Regions from separate parts of the Homo sapiens genome. Here region 1 is linked to region 2. Evidence: read pairs that join two places in POLR2A ChIA-PET (ENCODE). Cell type or tissue: PC-9. All regions are shown on one strand. Links, peaks and the distances in the headings refer to the core of each region. The heading gives the core; the rest is flanking DNA.

What was found. Peaks named below come from ENCODE experiments on the same cell type or tissue, not always from the same donor. Only the 100,000 strongest peaks of a DNase experiment are listed, where the experiment ranks them.
Region 1: POLR2A ChIA-PET joins it to region 2 with 8 read pairs; 2 of 35 experiments call an interaction of 5 or more read pairs at or near these places.

What each region holds. Positions count from the first base shown.
Region 1 is chr14:21,018,071-21,026,307 of GRCh38, forward strand. NDRG2 (NDRG family member 2) reads right to left here and starts at 6,991. Exons shown (of 16, transcript NM_001320329.2): 1 at 5,960-6,991; 2 at 5,171-5,251; 3 at 4,794-4,835; 4 at 4,322-4,427; 5 at 3,992-4,112; 6 at 3,747-3,809; 7 at 2,714-2,774; 8 at 2,426-2,512; 9 at 1,850-1,906; 10 at 1,569-1,672; 11 at 1,046-1,090; 12 at 693-744; 13 at 387-434; 14 at 134-169. The coding sequence starts at 5,245. It overlaps MIR6717 (microRNA 6717), which reads right to left and starts at 5,316; the gene lies at 5,244-5,316. It also overlaps a transcript of TPPP2 not described here. RefSeq lists an enhancer at 1,445-2,644 and a silencer at 6,824-7,113. In PC-9, for the core only: no CTCF peak of the experiment used is centred there; a DNase peak (open chromatin) is centred at 3,121.
Region 2 is chr14:21,251,403-21,261,044 of GRCh38, forward strand. The region is part of intron 2 of HNRNPC (heterogeneous nuclear ribonucleoprotein C); the gene reads right to left. Among named protein-coding and RNA genes, the nearest start is that of HNRNPC, 13 kb to the right of the region's middle. RefSeq lists an enhancer at 2,908-3,845. In PC-9, for the core only: no CTCF peak of the experiment used is centred there; no DNase peak of the experiment used is centred there; H3K27ac peaks cover 1,710 bases.

The DNA of each region.
Region 1 (8,237 bases), core at 923-5,922, 240 kb before region 2:
GAGATGAGGTTAGAGGAAGAGCTGGAGCCTGAGGCTGCGGCACTGTGGGGCCGGGTGTGTGGCAAAGGGCAGAGCCCAGTGCCACCGGTATCCTATGTCCCTTCCCCATCCCATGGACGGCAGCGGCACTCACCTGAGTCAGCTGGGGCTGACCTCCGGAGTCAGCCATCTGTTCAGGAGAGCACCACCCAGAAAAAGTGAAACACACATAAATGAGCCATGCAGAGAGGTGGAAAGGGTCTCTCTTCCCTAGCTTCTTCACTCTAGCCCCTTTGTTTTGTTCTTCGTTCACCCCATTTGCTCCCATGCCGGGCCCTGGAGGCTTAGCAGCTGCATGTAGAGAGGATATATGACTGTGGACGGGGGCCCAGGAACAGGTTACTGACCTTGAGGAACGAGGTCTGGGTGGGGTCCAGTTTTGAGTTACATTCCACCTGGAGTAAGCAGGAGGCTGAATGAATGAGGTCACGCCCACTGTGGCGCCTCCCCCGTAAGGGACCCAGGAACCCAGACCCCAGTCCCTTTTCTATCAGCTCCCTACCCAGTTCCTCCTTACCAGGAATCAAATTCTTAGTGCCCCAAAGTTGATCTCCCTGTGCCAAACAGGACATCCCCTTGGCAAGATACTCTTCTGACCACCACTTTAGGACCCCAACCCTCCTCCCTCACTCACCCCAAAATTCCCTACTAACCACTGCATCTTCATGAGGTGCTTGGTCTCCTACCACCAGCATCACAGGACACCTAAAGACACAGTGTTGGGGAGAAGGCAGTGAGCCCCTGGCACTCCCTCACTGGCCTCTGCCTAGGAGTGCAGCTGGAAAAATATCTGGCTCCAAAGAGGAAAGACACTTCTGTGTCTCCCTGCTGATGCCACCAAGAGGATTCAAAGGGGGAAGACCTAGAGGGAAGTGATTTACCAAATAGGATGGGGTGGGACATGACAAGGAAGTTCCCTGGCAAAAGATTCTCCTTCTTCTAAGGGACACAAGCTCCTAGGGAAGATCCAGGGAGACAGGCAATGCATTATCTCTTAAAGTCTTACCTGAGGGTGATATCACCTCCACGCTCAAAGTTCAGGTCTCGGCGGCTAGAAAGGGGTTAAAAGAGTAGGAATTTTAGGTGGGCAATGCTATCTAACCAGATATAAGCTATCTCTCCCATGATGGAACTATCTTTGTCTAAAAATTACGGTCAAATCTTGGTTATTAAAGGTGGAAACCAAAGGAGAAAGGGGCAGGCAGGCCCCAAGCACAGCCCCTATAGTCACTTGTGCCCTAGATCCCTGGTCAGAGGGCAACAAAAGGGGAGGAAGGACACAGGACACAAGATCATCTTACTTCTGGGAGTCCAATAATCCAAAGGAGGTAAACAAGAGAAGGGGGACAGCCCCTTGCAATCCTTCCCACTGACTCTGTCCTGAAGCTGCCCCCATTGCACACTAAATGCTGCATTCCTTGCACATTGCACACTACCCAGACTTCCCTCTCCTCCTCTGTGCCTCCCCCATGACGCCCAATTACTGCTTCTGCATTTCTCTCACATGCATACACACACAGCCCACCCACTTGTTGTAGCTGTTCCAGTACAATTCAATGTTATCCAGGTTGGGTGCATGTGTAATGATATTTCTGTACTTTTGTATCAACTCAGAATTTCCAGAGAGCTCTTCCTGAAGGAGAGAACAAGGAGAAAAATTAGGGATGGAAAGAGAAAACAACAATTACTGGAGGAAAAGAGGTAAGCCTTCTTCCTTCCCCAAATCCTGTCCCAGCTAAGGAAGTTAGCCCAAGCATTCAAGTTCCCTGCTGCTCCCGTCGACTCTTCTACATCTCCTACACCCACTTACCTGGCTGAAAAGATGTCCAAGGATCATCTCCGGAATGGAAGAGGTGAGGCCTGTTAGCTATGAGGAGAAGGCAGGTGAGAAAGTTCAGGGTATTGGCCAGGCACAGTGGCTCACGTCTGTAATCCCAGCACTTTGGGAGGCCGAGGCGGGTGGATCACGAGGTCAGGAGTTCAAGACCACCCTGGCCAAGATGGTGAAACCCCATCTCTACTAATAATACAAATATTAGCCAGGCGTGGTGGCGGGTGCCTGTAATCCCAGCTACTTGGGAGGCTGAGGCAGGAGAATCACTTGAACCCAGGAAGCAGAGGTTGCAGTGAGCCAAGATCAAGCCACTGCACTCCAGCCTTGGCAACAGAGTGAGACACCATCTCAAAAAAAAAAAAAAAAAGAAAAAGAAAAAGAAAGTTCAGGATATTATAAGAGACTCAGGCAAAGTGACAGCTTCACTTTCCTGCCCCTTTACTCCCTCCTTGAAGTTCAGAGTCCATCCAGTTAGGCTATCTACCAGAGCCTAACTGGATCCATACGAGGGGATCCCCAACCGTAGGTCTCAGCACACAGGCCCCTCCAAACCTTGTGGGCTGCCCAATCCATCCAACCCTTGGCATTGGGATCAATGTTGATGAGGACAAGACCTTCAACAGTGTCCGGGTGGTTAAGCTGAGGGACAGCAGAAGGAAGGAAATGAGAAACAGGGCATGGCCTTATCCCCTCCCCGCTAAGCTCGACCCACTCCTGGACTCCCACAGGGCCTGACTCCCCACCTAGTGCCCACTTCCTCCCCCAAACAGCACTAATAAACAGTATTCTCCTAATCAGTCTGGACCCTCCTTTCCCTCCTCTGGGCTTTTTATTTCTTACAGCATATCTCGCCAGGATGTAGGCTCCAGCTCCAACACCAACTCCAATTATTGTAGAGAAACTGTGAAAGGGAAAGAAATATACGCCTCATGGGATCTGCTGTCCAAAACCTGCCACAGCCCATCTCTTCAAACTCTTCACCCTCCCTCCTGAGTCCACGGGCACAAAGAAAGGCAGACACGGACCTTTCTTTGGAGGACGCGAAAAAGAAGGGCCCAAGAAGCCAAAGGTTGGCACGGGTAGTCAGGGTAGATACCTGAAGTCTATCCCCAGCTTTCTGCTGGAGAGCTAGTGTCTTAAAAACAAACACCCATCCACCAGCCAACCAACACACTGTTTTCCCATATAGATAGCTCTTTGTCCATTCTCAATTTTCAAGAGCCAGTTCAACTTGTTCTGCTTTAGTTCCTGGTTCCTCTAGAGGAACGGGAAGAATGGAACTTAAAGCAAATGTGAAAACAGACACAATTTTAGTGAACAATGGAGAGAATGAGGAAAAGAGTGGCAAAGTGGTGAACCAGAGCTGCTGAGCCCTGGTGCCTAGGAGAAGCTTAGCTAAGAACAGCACCCAGGGGCCAGCACCTCCCTCTGAATACCAAAGACACTTGGTCTGGTGTTCTCTTCCTTCCCCAACTCTCTCTCACCCGCAGAGCTCCCCATCCACCAGGTGTGGGCATGAAGGAGAGGGGAGTGGGAGAGAAAGAGACAGGTCTATCTGGTTCCTCAGGGATTATGTCACCCCCTTTCATTCCTCCCTGACTTTCTGATCAGAGAAGGCCCTCCTTAGCCTGAGGCAGGGCCAAGCATAGACCCTTTTCCTTCCCTCCACCCATTAGGGCTATTCTGTTGACTCTGGCCAATTTTCCAAACCCACCACCTTTTCTCAATAATCAAGGCGGGAGCATGAAGGAAGAAGATATATTGAGTTCAGAAGCTGAAACTGGCTCAGGAACCACGGTGAACCTGGAAGTTCTAAGGGTCTCCTTGTGCTGGAAAGAGAACTCTGGTTTGGAGGGGTTCCCAGGCCTCTCACTTTAGGTACTGCAGGACGCAAGGGATCATGTCTGCAAGCTGGTCCAGAGATGGGTACTGATATCTGGAAAAGAGAGGCATGTTAAGGAAGATACCAACCTGCCCTCACACCCCCCACCTCAGGATGTCCTACTCATTCTCTCCCAGAATAACCACTGCCCTCCCTTTCCTCCTCCCCAGTCGAACCTTTCCCGCACCTGTCCTGTTCCTCACAGTCTGGTGAAGCAGTAACGACCTAACTCTTACCCCAAAGGGAACACAGGGGCTCCCTCTTCCATTCCAGGGGCATCCACATGAACCCGCACAAAGTTCTGAATGATTTCCTGCATGTCCTCGAACTGAAACAGTGGCTGGAAGCAAGATTTATCTAAAGAGAACCCACATCACCTCAACAATAGAATCAGACAGGGACTCGTGTCCCCCAGTCAGAACTCACCCTTCCTTTCATGCCACAGTCAGACCAGGAGAGAACTTCTCCTTCCCACACTGACCCCTCCCCTCCCTCTGGGTTTCATTTCTACCCTTCCCCCACAGCCTCTTCCCAGACAGGAGTGGGAGATGAATGAAGGTCCTTACAGTTGAGTCCCACATCGTGGTAGGTAAGGATCGCTGGGCGTTTGGGTTTGGGGGTGCCATAGACAGTGAAAGTGACAGAGCCGTATGGTGTCTCCACAGAGTGAGTCTGCAGGAAAACAGGGCACCAAGAGCTAGGCTCAGAGGAGACGAGGCCAGAAAAGGAGCAACACCAAGGTCAGGGAGCTGGGAGTGGGTGGGCAAGAGGGAAAAGGGAACAAAGAATTAAAAACAGGATCAGCAAGAATTGAGGAAAACATGATACCGGAAGATGAGTTTGAGGATAAGAAAGAATAATGAAGATTAGAGAGAGAAGAGGAGGGGAAGGAAGGAGAGGGGAGAGATAGGGAAGGGAAAGGACTAGAATAGAAGGAAAGAAAGCAAAGAGAGAAGAGAGGGCCAAGCAGAGGCCATCCTTCTACTGGGGAAGAGGACAGCCCCTCCTCCCACCTTGGGACTGCCCCCACACTGTTACCTGTCCCTGGTCCAGGAGGATTCGGGCAGCTAACTCAGCCTCCTGGAGAGACACACACGGATTCACACAGAAACACATGACCATGTGGCGTCCCAGATGGAGAGACAAACAGACAAAGAGAGGCAAGTAAAGACAGACCAACAAATGACCAAAGACAGAAAGAGATTGACAAAGAGAGACACGGAAAGGATGAAGGTTAGTGTAGTGACGAGACAAGGGCCTGACTCCCAATTATAGTGTATGGGGAGAGAGACTAGGGTAGTGGTGAAGCAGTGGTGTGAGTTAGAATAAGATCAGTACGCTTGGGAAGTTAGAAGGCAAGGGGGATGCTTAGAGGTCTGGAATTTGGGCATGGGAGTCAAACGGTCTCTAATAACCTTGGCCGCCTCAGGCGTCTGTCCTGGCAACAGTGGCTTCTCCTCTGTGATCTGCACCTCCTGCAGCTCCGCCATGGTGGCCTGGCAGGATGAGGAAATGAGACTGGGAAGTTGTCTCTACATCCCCACATCGCCTCAAACACCAGGCTTCCTCTCTCAGCACAGGAAGATGCAGGGAACAGAGGGACCCAGGGGTTGAAGACTACTCTAGAACACACAGAGGGCCTTTCCTGCCCCCAGCTCCGTTTCCAGGCTGATCGGTGGAAGCTTTGGAAGAGGAATCAGGACAGCCCTTCTCTTGATACTCACCATCCCCACTGCCACCCTCAACACCACACCTCCAGACCCCTCCCTCCTCTGCCCTGGACCAAAATACCAGGGTGGGGCAGAAGTGTAGCTCAGATTTCTCGGGCTATATTTAGGGGCCACCCCACACTCTCAGGTAGGGAGTGAAACTTGTAGCTCAGTGACTGAGTATTCTAAAGGACAGGGTACCAAAAGACGGGACTGTGAGAGTTCACAATTGACCATGACCTTCAATTAAAGCCCCAAAGTCGGCAGCTCAAAGGGGGCTAAAAATGACCAAAGCAACATGACCAATGGGGGAGGTGGGGAAAACAACATAAAAGGGACATCTGTCCAACCAACCCAATGCCTCCCTTCCTCCCAAGACCCTTCCTCCCAACTCTGAATAAACTCCGCAAGTTCAACATTAGTGGGTGAGGAGCAGAGCACCTGGACAGACCTGCACAGGAAGGAGCCTGCAGCCTGCGGGGTGGGGTCACTTACTGGGCTCCTATTGGCTGGATGCAGTGGGATTAGGGGTCAGGGTTCTCACTCCTTCTGACTCTGGGGTCTGAGAAAACACAGCAACGAGGTGAATGACATGGGAGACAGACCTGGGGTCTTTCAGGGACGGAAAGCCTCAGCCAAGACCCAGACTCCCAGGGTCATCAACCTCCTCGGGTCACTAACCCTCCCCAGTGTCTGTCTACCCCTAAGTCCAGAGAACACGTCCTCTCTAGGCTCGAGCCGGAATCAATATAGGCTACAAGGGCATCAGTTCAGGCTGCGCGGAGGAGAGAAGGAAGTGCTGATGTGGAGGTAAGAGGGTGGCCCTGTCAGAACCTCCGGATTCGAATCCCGGCTCTGCCACTCCCAGTGTGACCTTGCCCCAGTTAGTTACTACATTTGGCCTCAATTTTCTATCTGCAGGGGGACTAAACGCGGGGGAATAGGGGATCCCCAAAATTTTTGACAGCTCTCCAGTAAGAGGAGGGTAGCAGAGCATGGCTGTTTCCCTCCACAATTTAAAAACAAACACAAAGATTGGTGCCGTCGCTTCTCTCCTCTACTCAGTCTCCGTGTAGGTCCCACGAGTGGAGAAAGGGAGAGGAGAGCGGTCCCACAATCTTCTCCCGTTCTCCCCCGACGGCCCGCGAAGGCAAGCGCCATCGGGAAGGGATGGGTAGGACAGAGGAGACCGGCCGGGCCCAGCACCCGGAACCCGTCCCTACGAGTCCCTACGCAGCCCGTCCGCGTGGAGACTGACACCCTTGCGTGGCCGGTGCCAAGCGCCCCGGACCTTGCACACAACCTCGCGCGCACCCCAAACACGCCCTGCAGCTCTTGGAGCCTCAGCCTTTGTGCGCAGCAACCGAGCGCCCGCTCCGTGCTGGCCCTTTCCCCCGAGCCTCCAGCTCCAGGGGACGCGGATCAATCACACCGCCCGCCGGCCCGGCTGGCGCCTTCCAGGCCCTACGGCCCCTCGCCTGCCCCTCCCCCTACCTGCTGCCGCCGCGGCCGCTTCCACCTTCACTTGCCTTTGACTCGGGCCCGCCCCGGCTCGGGCTTCCCGCAGACCCGCCCCCGGCCCGCCCCAGCCCGCCCACGGGCGCTAGGCTCCCCGCAGACCCGCCCCAGACCCCCAGTAAACACGCCCCCCCTTTCACCCCGCCCAGACTGCCGCTCAGGAAAGGGTTGTGCTGGGGCCGGGGGGCGAGGGGCGGGCGGCTGGACGCTTCCAGGCTCTGCTCGGCTCACCAAAACATTCCACCACCCCCTCCCCGCATTGGGGCGGTGTGGGGAGTGCGGGGATCCCTCAGCCCTGAGAGGGATCCCTCGGCTGCCCTCAGCACCGCCCCATCCACGACCTGGATCTGCAATTGCACTCTGGCTCCTTCCTTCGCCCCCAGACTCAGTGGTGGGAACCGGTAGTGGGGAGACGAACCCGGGATACTGACACCCCACGAGTTCGACTCCCCCCGCCCGAACACAGAGAACTAGATTAAGAAAGGAGGAGGTGGGCGGGACCGCCGCTGAGGAGGCGGGGGTCTCGCCGGCTGGCAGGGGCAGGTGTGCTGGCGCCGAAAGGGGGCACGGGGGAACGTCGAGGGCGCAGGAGTTCCGACTCCCTCGTGCCCAGAGTCCTGGTACCTCTCCTCTCTTTGCTGCGTCCCGACGCCTGCTCTCCGGCTGCTCCGGGAGAAGTTGGACAACAAGGCGGGGAGGTGGGGGCGGGGAATGCGGGGGGCCGCTATAAATAGAGGGCGATCGCGGGCAGGCGGGGGGTGGGGAGAGGATGGCCAACAGGGACTCTGGGGTCAATGCCTCAAGGGGCGCGGGGGAGGGGCCGGGGACCCCCAGAGGCTCTGACTCCTGGGTAAACAGGCGCAGGGGCGGAGTTAACCCTGCGGGGGTGGAGTAGGGGCTTGGGGAGGACGCAGTGTCCTGGGCTGGGACCCAAGAGACCCTGTGGCTTCGCCGCTAACCCCTCCCAGTCCGGCCCAGAATAGGAGACCAGCTCAGGCCCGCTGAATCGCAATGCCCGGGGGATGGTCTCAGGGTCTGCCGCGTCCCTCTCGGTGCCCGAGTGGGTTTGCCACTGTAGACTTTACACACACACGCACACGCACACACACACACACACCCTGGAATGAGCTCTCCTTGTGCCCCTCGGAGGAAGGCTCCCTGGAATGAGTTAGTTGATTAAAAATGTGGCTTAAGGGAATTCGAAGTTGTTTAGGCAAAAGGAAACCTGACTGAATTTCTCCCCACCTGCCCCCCT
Region 2 (9,642 bases), core at 2,595-7,594:
GTGTGGTGGCTCACACCTGTACTCCCAACACTTTGGGAGGCAGAGGCGGGCAGATAACTTGAGGTCAGGAGTTCCAGACCAGCCTGGCCTACACGGTGAAACCCTGTCTCCACTAAAAATACAAAATCTAGCCAAGCGTGGTAGTGGTGGGTGCCTGTAATCCCAGCTACTTGGGAGGATGAGGCAGGAGAACTGCTTGAACCCGGGAAGTGGAGGTTGCAGTGAGCCAAGACTGCGCCGCTGCACTCCAGCCTGGGCAACAGAGACTCCGTCTCAAAAAAAAAAGACACACGTATTAGGAAAAATAGTCTCAGATTTTAGAAATACTATGCTTTTTTTGTTGTGTAGCATCTGGGAGAGCACAGTTACCACATCAAATATTTCTGCAGGAATACATATAAATTTTCAGTAAATTTCACACATAGAACATAAATAATCTCACATCAGTTAAGATCAGTTTTTTTTGCCAAATTGAGTCTTGGTGTCAAATGCAAAATTTGTCAGAGATTTTAAAATTTCTAAATTATGGATAAGATTTTAGACAGGTATAACAAAATAATAACCTAGCAGCCCAGAATAATTTTTAACAAGGATATTTGGCTTAAAGTTATTACAGTATTCTCTTAAACAGCCAAAACAGGAGATTATATCTAAATTTGAGAATAGTAAAAGGTTTGATTTTTATCACCAATGAGTATAACCATAAGACCCCCAACTCCTAAGAAAATTTCAAAACCTACCTTTAGTAAACAACACTTCCAAAATTCCATACAGGACTGTTAGCAAAAGAACAAATAAACAAAAAGACCCCACCAACCATGTTATCCCCGTAGAAATAAAACAGCATTGAGGAATGCCTTACTCAGTTCTCAGGGTAGTACTTCTGATACTAAATGGACTTGTTGGTCTTTTTTTGTTGTTGTTTTTGTTTTAAGTCTCACAATATCACCCAGGCTGGAGTGCAGTGGCAGTATCTTGGCTCACTGCAACCTCTGCCTCCTGAGTTCAAGGGATCCTTCTGCCTCAGACTTCCAAGTAGCTGGGATTACACACATGCACTGCCCTACCCAGGTAATTTTTTTGTATTCTTAGCAGAGACAGGGTTTCACCACATTGGCCAGGCTGGTCTCGAACTCCTGGCCTGAAGTGATGTGCCCACCTTGGCCTCCCAAAGAGCTGGCATTACAGGCATGAGCCACCATGCCAGGCCTCTAAATATGTTTAGTATTAAAATAGTTAATTTATTAAACGTTTTTGGTGGGATAATTGTGGTTAAGTCCTAATTCTTTTTAAAATACACACTGAAATATCTACAGATGAAATGTATCAAGAATTTGCTTCAAAATAACATGGGAAGGGGGTGGATGGGGAGATGTAGATACAAACAAAAAGGCTGGCCAAGGATTATTAAAGTGAGACAAGTACATGGAAGTTCATTATACTATTCTCTTTTGTGTATGTGAAATTTTTTCACAATTAAAAGATAGCACCAGGCGGGTGCAGTTGCTCACACCTGTAATCCCAGCACTTTGGGAGGCCGAGGCCGGCAGATCACAAGGTCAAGAGATCAAGACCATCCTGGCCAACATGGTGAAACCCCATCTCTACTAAAAATACAAAAATTAGCCGGGCGTGGTGGAGCGTAACTGTAATCTCAGCTACTCAGGAGACTGAGGCAAGGGAATCGCTTGAACCTGGGAGGTGGAAGTTGCAGTGAGCCGGGATCGCACCACTGCACTCCAGCCTGGCAACAGAGCAAGACTCTGTCTTTAAAAAAAAAAAAAAAAAGACTGGCCAGGCGCGGTGGCTCACGCCTGTAATCCCAGCACTTTGGGAGGCCAAGGCAGGTGAATTATGAAGTCAGGAGATCAAGACCATTATGGCCAATATGGTGAAACCCCATCTCTACTAAAAAAAAAAAAAAATACAAAAAATTAGCTGGATGCCTGTAGTCCCAGCTACTCCAGAGGCTGAGGCAGTAGAATGGCGTGAACCCAGGAGGCGGAGCTTGCAGTGAGAGAGATCACGCCACTGCACTCCAACCTCTAGACTCCATCTCAAAAAAAAAAAAAAAAAAAAAAAAGATAGCACCAAAGATGTGCATGCACCTGAAAACAAAAATTACATGTGAATCTCAAACTATACACAGAAATATAGACAACATTGTATCAATGTTTCACTCAAAATCTATCAACATTTTTACTATTCAACTTAAAAACTTAGCAAATCCTTCAGAATAATACAGGGTCAAATCTTAAAGCAAAAGATCCAAAGTAATTCACAAAACTAGAAATTAAGTATTAGTGGCCGCTAACACTGCCAATAAATTGCTAAACTTATTAGCTTCTGGAGAACAAACTTAAGAACTTTTTAAAATGTGCGGCCAGGCGCGGTGGCTCAGGCCTGTAATCCCAGCACTTTGGGAGGCTAAGGCGGGCAGATCACGAGGTCAGCAAATCGACACCATCCTGGCTAACACGGTGAATCCCCGTCTCTACCAAAAAAAAATTAAAAAATTAGCTGGGTGTGTTGGCACGCACCTATAGTCCCAGCTACTCAGGAGGCTGAGGCAGGAGAATGGCATGAACCCGGGAGAGGGAGCTTGCAGTGAGACCATGCCACTGCACTCCAGCCTGGGCTAGAGTGAGATTCCGTCTCAAAAAAAAAAAAAAAAAAAGTGCATACTCTGCCCACCTCCCCGGCAAAAAAGATGTGCATACCCTTGAATAATTATATTTCTGGGGCTTAAATGTAAGAAAATAAAGATATGCACAACTGTAGTTTTGACTGTCCAAAGCTTTGTTTACAAAAGAAAAAATGGGGACGAGTACAACAGTGTATTGGTAAAATAAAATATAGTACAAGTATACAATGTACCATGTAGTATTATAGAGTATATAATACTATGTAACTACTACAAATTTTTCAGAGATCTGTATCTACTAACATAAGCTATTCAGGTTAAATTTAAAATTATTACTTAAATATATATGCTGTATGACAGTGCTTTTTGAAGTTTATATAAGCCCCAAAAAGCCTGGAAGAACACCCCAAATGTTATCTTTGGATAGCTGTATTTTCTAAAAATGTTCTATGAGCATGTATTACTTTATTCGGATCAAAGGTAAGATAAAGATGAGGTACCTCCTCTCCCAAATCCACATCAATCTTCAGTCACTTGACTAGTATTCCTTTTCAAAGGAGTAATAAAACTCCATTTTAGCAAGCTGCGGTGGCTCACGCCTGTAATCCCAGCACTTTGGGAGGCCGAGATGGGCGGATTGCCTGAGGTCGCGAGTTCGAGACCAGCCTGGCCAGCATGGTGAAACCCTGTCTCTTGTAAAAATACAAAAATTAGCCAGGCGTGGTGGCAGGCGCCTGTAATCCCAGCTACTCGGGAAGCTGAGGCAGGAGAATCACTTGAATCCGGGAGGCGGAGGTTGCGGTAGGCGGAGGTTGCGGTGAGCCAAGATCGTGCCATTGCACTCCAGCCTGGGCAACAGAGCGAGACTCTAGTCTCAAAAAAAAAACAAAAAAAAAAACCAGAAAAACTCCATTTTAAACAGCATAGCCATAACTCTAGCATGAATTCCACAAACTTAAGGGTAATAGCATGAGAAAACTTTTCTTCTCGCTCTGAAGCTAGAAAACCCACTTATGTGAAGATTTTATTTAAAGGATCAATATAGGGAGTGACAATGCATTATGAATAGTTTATCCTCTTCAGAATACCTATTTTAGTTAGAGGACTGGAGGAAAATTTTTGTTCAAAATGTACTCTACTAAACTCCTAAATGTTATTCAAGACTAGCCAGAAAAGCCTAAATCTGGTTCAATGAACTCCTGGAGTTTTTTCAGTTTTAAAATCAACTCAGGAGCCATAGGTCAATATAATTAGAAAACAGGAAGAATATTTCAGACTGGTAAAGTCAGAATCAGATTAGGTAGAAATAATAAAAAAAAAGTTCTCTAATTCACTCTACCTCTTACAAATAGCCATGCTTTCTCAGTAGAGAATACATATTTTTAAAATGGTCAAGCTCTCCCAAATGTTGATACAGGCAACACGGTAGTCTATGTGCTCAAATGCTAACTCGACTCTATCACAGCTAAACCTTTTAAAGCAGTTTCTTCAACTATTAACACTGCTTACTAAACCCCTATTACACAGACTAGCTATGCTATTTATGCCCACACAGAATCACAAGAGTTGATGTACATTTTTAAGCTTTTTAATTAGAAGGAAAATACTACCACATTGATCATTATAATAGTCTTAAGCACATAGTACACAAGTTTCAAATCTCCTAAATCCCACTTCTTGCCCAGAGGCAATCAATGTTAATTGTTTGGCATATGTATTTCTGGACATATCTCTTATGTCTTTACATAGAAAAAAACAAATTCTACAGTTGGTGATAAGTGCTAAAGAGTATTTAGGAGAAGGGGAGCTTAAAGCGCTAAATAAGGGAAGACACATCACTAAGGGGGTAGCTTCTGAGTAAAAAGTCTCAGAGGAACTGAGGAACCAAACTGTATGAGTCAGAGAAAATTCCAAGGAAAAGCCCTAAAGTGGAAACATATCCAATGTGTTCAATACAGTTAAGAAGGCCAGTGTGGCTGAAGCACAGTATATTAACAGCAAGGGAAGGGACACAACAAATCACGTGGGATGCCCTGTAAATCACAGAAAAATTTTTGACTTCAATGCTGAAAAAGGCAGCCATTAGGTTGTTTGTTTTCAGGCAAAACATTTTTCAATGGCCAGGCGTGGTGGATCACGCCTGTAATCCCAGCACTTTGGGGAGGCAGAGACGGGCAGATCACAAGGTCAAGAAATCGAGACTATCCTGGCCAACATGGTGCAACCCTGTCTCTACTAAAAATAAAAAACAAATTAGCTGGGCTTGGTGGCTGGTGCCTGTAATCCCAGCTACTTGGAAGGCTGAGGCAGGAGAACTGCTTGAACCCGGGAGGCAGAGGTTGCGGTGAGCCGAGCTCGCACCACTGCACTACAGCCTGGGCAAAGAGAGCAAAACTCCATCTCCCCCCCAAAAAAAAAATCCTTCAAACAATACATTTTAGGATCAATCTAGCTATCACTTTTAAGAACAAAACTAGTGGGGAGGGACAAAAGAAATACAAACCTATTATATATAATAATGCACAGGAGACAAGGGTGGCTTGAAATTGGACCAAGTGTCGACAGTATGAGTAGTGGTATATTTTGAAGAGCTGACAGCATTTTTTCCTTTCTTTTTTTTGTGATAGGGTCTTGCTCTGTCACCCAGGCTGGAGTGCAATGGTGCGGGTGCGATCTCGGCTCACTGCAACCTCTGCTTCCTGGGCTCAAGCGATTCTCATGCCTGTCTCTCAAGTAGCTGGGACTACAGACACTTGCCACCACTCCTGGCTAATTTTTGTATATTTTTGAAGAGACAGGGTTTCACCATGTTGCCCAGGCCGGTCTCAAACCCCTGAGCTCAAGCGATGCGCCTCCCTCAGCCTCCCAAAGTGCTGGGATTACAGGCCTGAGCTACCACACCTGGCCAACATGATTTTCTAATAGGCCAAAGGTGAGAAGAGTAAAAGTCAAGGATGGCTAGCCAAAATCTTTGGCCCAAGAGACACAAAAATTGTTTCATTAACTGAAAAAGGCAACAGTACACAAGAGACTGGTTTGAGGCATGAACATCAGGAGCACAGTTTTGCACTTTTAAGTTGACATATTGGATATTCAACAGAGTTGTCATGCAGGTAAACTGAATTGGTATGACATTCGAAAGAAAAGTATAGGCTGTTGATCTTAAGTGTCGAAATCAGCTTATAGGTGGTATATTACATCATGAATGAATCTGAATGAAATTGGACCCAGAGTGTGGACAGAAAAGAGAAGTGGAAGGACTGAACCATGGGGCACTCCAACAGAAAGAAGTTTAACATGTAACAGAAACATGTAACAAAAACCTGGAAGCAAAGTAAAAAAAAAATAAAAACGTTTCAAGGAAGAGATCTGGTTAAATGGAACCAACAGGTCAAGTGAGATGAGGATTGAAAAAGGACCCCTGGGCTTAGTTAATGCATCCGTCTCCGTGGTTCTTTTTTAACCACAAATAATTTTTTTCTAACTGAAGTTCACTTCGGTTTTATAAGTCTTAGAAAAAAAAAAAAGATAGCTCACTTTTGTTTTTTTACTTTAAGAGATAGGGTCTCACTCTTGTCACCCAGGCTGGAGTACAGTGGCGCAATCATAACTCACACTGACCTCAAACTCCTGAACTCAATTAATTCTACCGCCTCAGCCTCCCAGGGAGCTACACTACAGCTGTGTGCCACCGTGCCCAGCTTTTTGTAGACAGGCTCTTGCTATGTTGCCAGACTTTCCTGGCCTTAAGCTATCCTCCAACTTCAGCCTCCCAAAGTGCTGGGATTATAGGCATAAACTGCTGCAACTGGCCTAAAGCTCACTTTTAAAATGTGCTTGCTTCCCTATTAACAATGCCATCACAACCATGGTAACATTTTACCAAGATACATCTACCTAAACATTAACTACCTTGCACATATACACATCTTTAAGCCATTTAAGGTGTTGGGAAATCAAGGGCAAAAATATAAACATATTTAGTTTTAAAATTTTAATAATAAAAGTCCAAAGTTGTTCTTTGGAACTTTAACCAAACTAAAATCTGTTTTTCTAGAATGCTCAGCCGGACACAGTGGCTCACGCCTGTAATCCCAGCACTTTGGGAAATCGAGGTGGGCGGATCACGAGGTCAGGATTTCTAGACCAGCCTGGCCAACATGGTGAAACCCCATCTCTACTAAAATATAAAAATTAGCTGGGTGTGGTGGTGCATGCCTGCAATCCCAGCTACTCAGGAGGCGGAGGCACAAGAATCGCTTGAACCCAGGAGGCGGAGGTTGCAGTGAGCCAGAGATCATGCCACTGCACTCCAGCCTGGTGACAGAGCGAGACTATGTCTCAAAAAAAAAAAAAAGTTCAACATATCAAAGTGACGAAAGGAGTCTACTATCATTAAGTGTTGAAATCTGCACCCTTAATCCCAGGGTTGAATCCATGCTAAACCACTAAAGCAGTTTAACTTTAGGCAAGTTATTTAAATTCTGTACTCCAATATTCTCACCTCTAAAACATGAATAACAGTATCTACTCCTACTCAAGGTTTTGATGATGATTAAGTTAACACAAACTCACAACTTTAACAGTGTTGGACATAGTCAAGTGTTTAGAATACTTCCATAAATTAATGTCCTGCTACTTTTTTCTGCCAAATCAGAAAGCCATTATATGACCCAACAAGGTATCAGAAATAATTAGTAATTTCCTGGAGCCTCATCAGTTCTCAACCTATCTTACTCAGACTGATTTTGCTCATTAATACACCCAATAAAAACTCATTTGAAAAACCAGGGCAAGTTATTGTTAGGCTTGGGATGATTATTTTCTTCAAGAGATTGAGACAGTGGCCTACTCTAATAGGTCTCCAAACTTACTGCCCTACTTGCCCTCTTAGTTCTCATCACTAATATTCCCTACACAACAGAAGATAAACCAGACCTCTTCTTCAAAATCCTTCAATAGATTCTACTTGTGCCCAAGACAGGATCTTAAACAAGACCCTCTAAGGTCCCGTGCTATGAAATGTTTGGTCCTTGCCTACCTCTCTAACTCCATCCCTCATCTATGTATTCTTGGTAATTATTTTCCAGTATTATTTCTTACTTGGAGGCCAAGTCTTGTTCCCCCTCATTATCTGTGCTTTCACATATGGTTTTCTTACAGAATGAGCTTCACCATTAGCTACTTCCACGTAGCTAAGCTTCCCTGGCAGCATCCCCCAAATTCCATGTTCTAATTTTGGTTCCCTTGCCATCTTCTCATCCACGCTCTTCTTTTCCTTCATCGATCCTTACTGTGAAAAGTGCCATTTACTTTGTTTCTTCCCTCAATGATCTATAATATCTAAGAGGGCAGGGGACATGTTTTGTTCATCCCTATATGCCCAAACCTAATGATTTTCAAATAGTACTCAGATACTTAATAAAACATCTTATACTTGAATGTTCCTTGAATACCTCCAAGATGTTTAAAATATTCTTTTTCCCACCCTCAAACTATAATCTGCTCCCTTCATTCATTCCCCAATATCTATCCCTATCCCAGAAGCTAGAAACCAGCAATCATGCCAAATCTGTGTTCTTGTCCACCTTATCACATCCATCCTGAGATGCTCCTAATTTTACCTCCTAATCTCTAATCTCATAGCATTACCTTTGTCCAAGCCAGGTCGTTATTCTTTCTTGGATTTTAATATCTCCTTTATTAATCTCCTACTTCCAATCTCATTTCCTCTACACCATTTCCATACTGTTATTAGAAAGACATTCCTAAAAATTAAAATCTTCCAGGAGTTTTTGAGACCAGCCTGGGAAACAAAATGAGACCTGTCTCCACCAAAAAAAAAAAAAAACAATAAAAAATAGTCAGGTGGGCCGGGCGCGGTGGCTCACGCCTGTAATCCCAGCACTTTGGGAGGCCGAGGCGGGCGGATCACGAGGTCAGGAGATCGAGACCATCCCGGCTAAAACGGTGAAACCCCGTCTCTACTAAACATACAAAAAAATTAGCCGGGCGTAGTGGCGGGCGCCTGTAGTCCCAGCTACTTGGGAGGCTGAGGCAGGAGAATGGCGTGAACCTGGGAGGCAGAGCTTGCAGTGAGCCGAGATCGTGCCACTGCACTCCAGCCTGGGCAACAGAACAAGACTCCATCTCAAAAAAAAAAAAAAAAAATTAGCCGGGCATAGTAGCAGGTGCCTGTAATCCCAGGTACTCGGGAGGCTGAGACAGAGAACTGCTTGAAACCAGGAGGCAGAGGTTGTGGTGAGCCAAGATCACACCACTGCACTCCAGTCTAGGTGACAGAGCGAGACTCCGTCTTATTTAAAAAAAAAAAAAAAAAAAAATCCCTTTATGTGATTAAGGTAGAAGGAATAAATTTATAAATTTAAAGTTATAAATAAAAATAATAAAAAAAGGATTCCCTGACCTCTCAGGGTTAGTTAGGTAACCATTTCTGCATGCTTTCTTTTTTTAAAAAGAGATGGGGTCTCGCTGGGTGCGGCAGCTCACACCTGTGATCCCAAAACTTCAGGAGGCTGAGGCGGGTGGATCACCTGAGGTCAGGAACTTGAGACCATCCTGGCCAACATGGCATCTCTACTGAACCCTGTCTCTACTAAAAATAGAAAAATTTAAGGCCAGGTGCAGTGGCTCATGCCTGTAATTCCAGCACTTTGGGAGGCCGAGGCGGGCAGACCATGAGATCAGGAGTTTGAGACCAGCCTGGCCAACATGGTGAAACCTCGTCACTACTAAAAATACAGAAATTAGCCGTGCATGGTGGTCCGTGCCTGTAGTCTCAGCTACTCGGGAGGCTGAGGCAGGAGAATCGCTTGAACCCGGGAGGTGGAGGTTGCAGTGACCCAAGATGGCACCACTGCACTCCAGCCTGGGAAACAGAGCGAGACTGTCTCAAAAAAAAAAAAAAAAAAAAAGATGGGGTCTCATTATGTTGCCCAGCCTGGAGTGCAGTGGATAATCACATCACACACTACAGT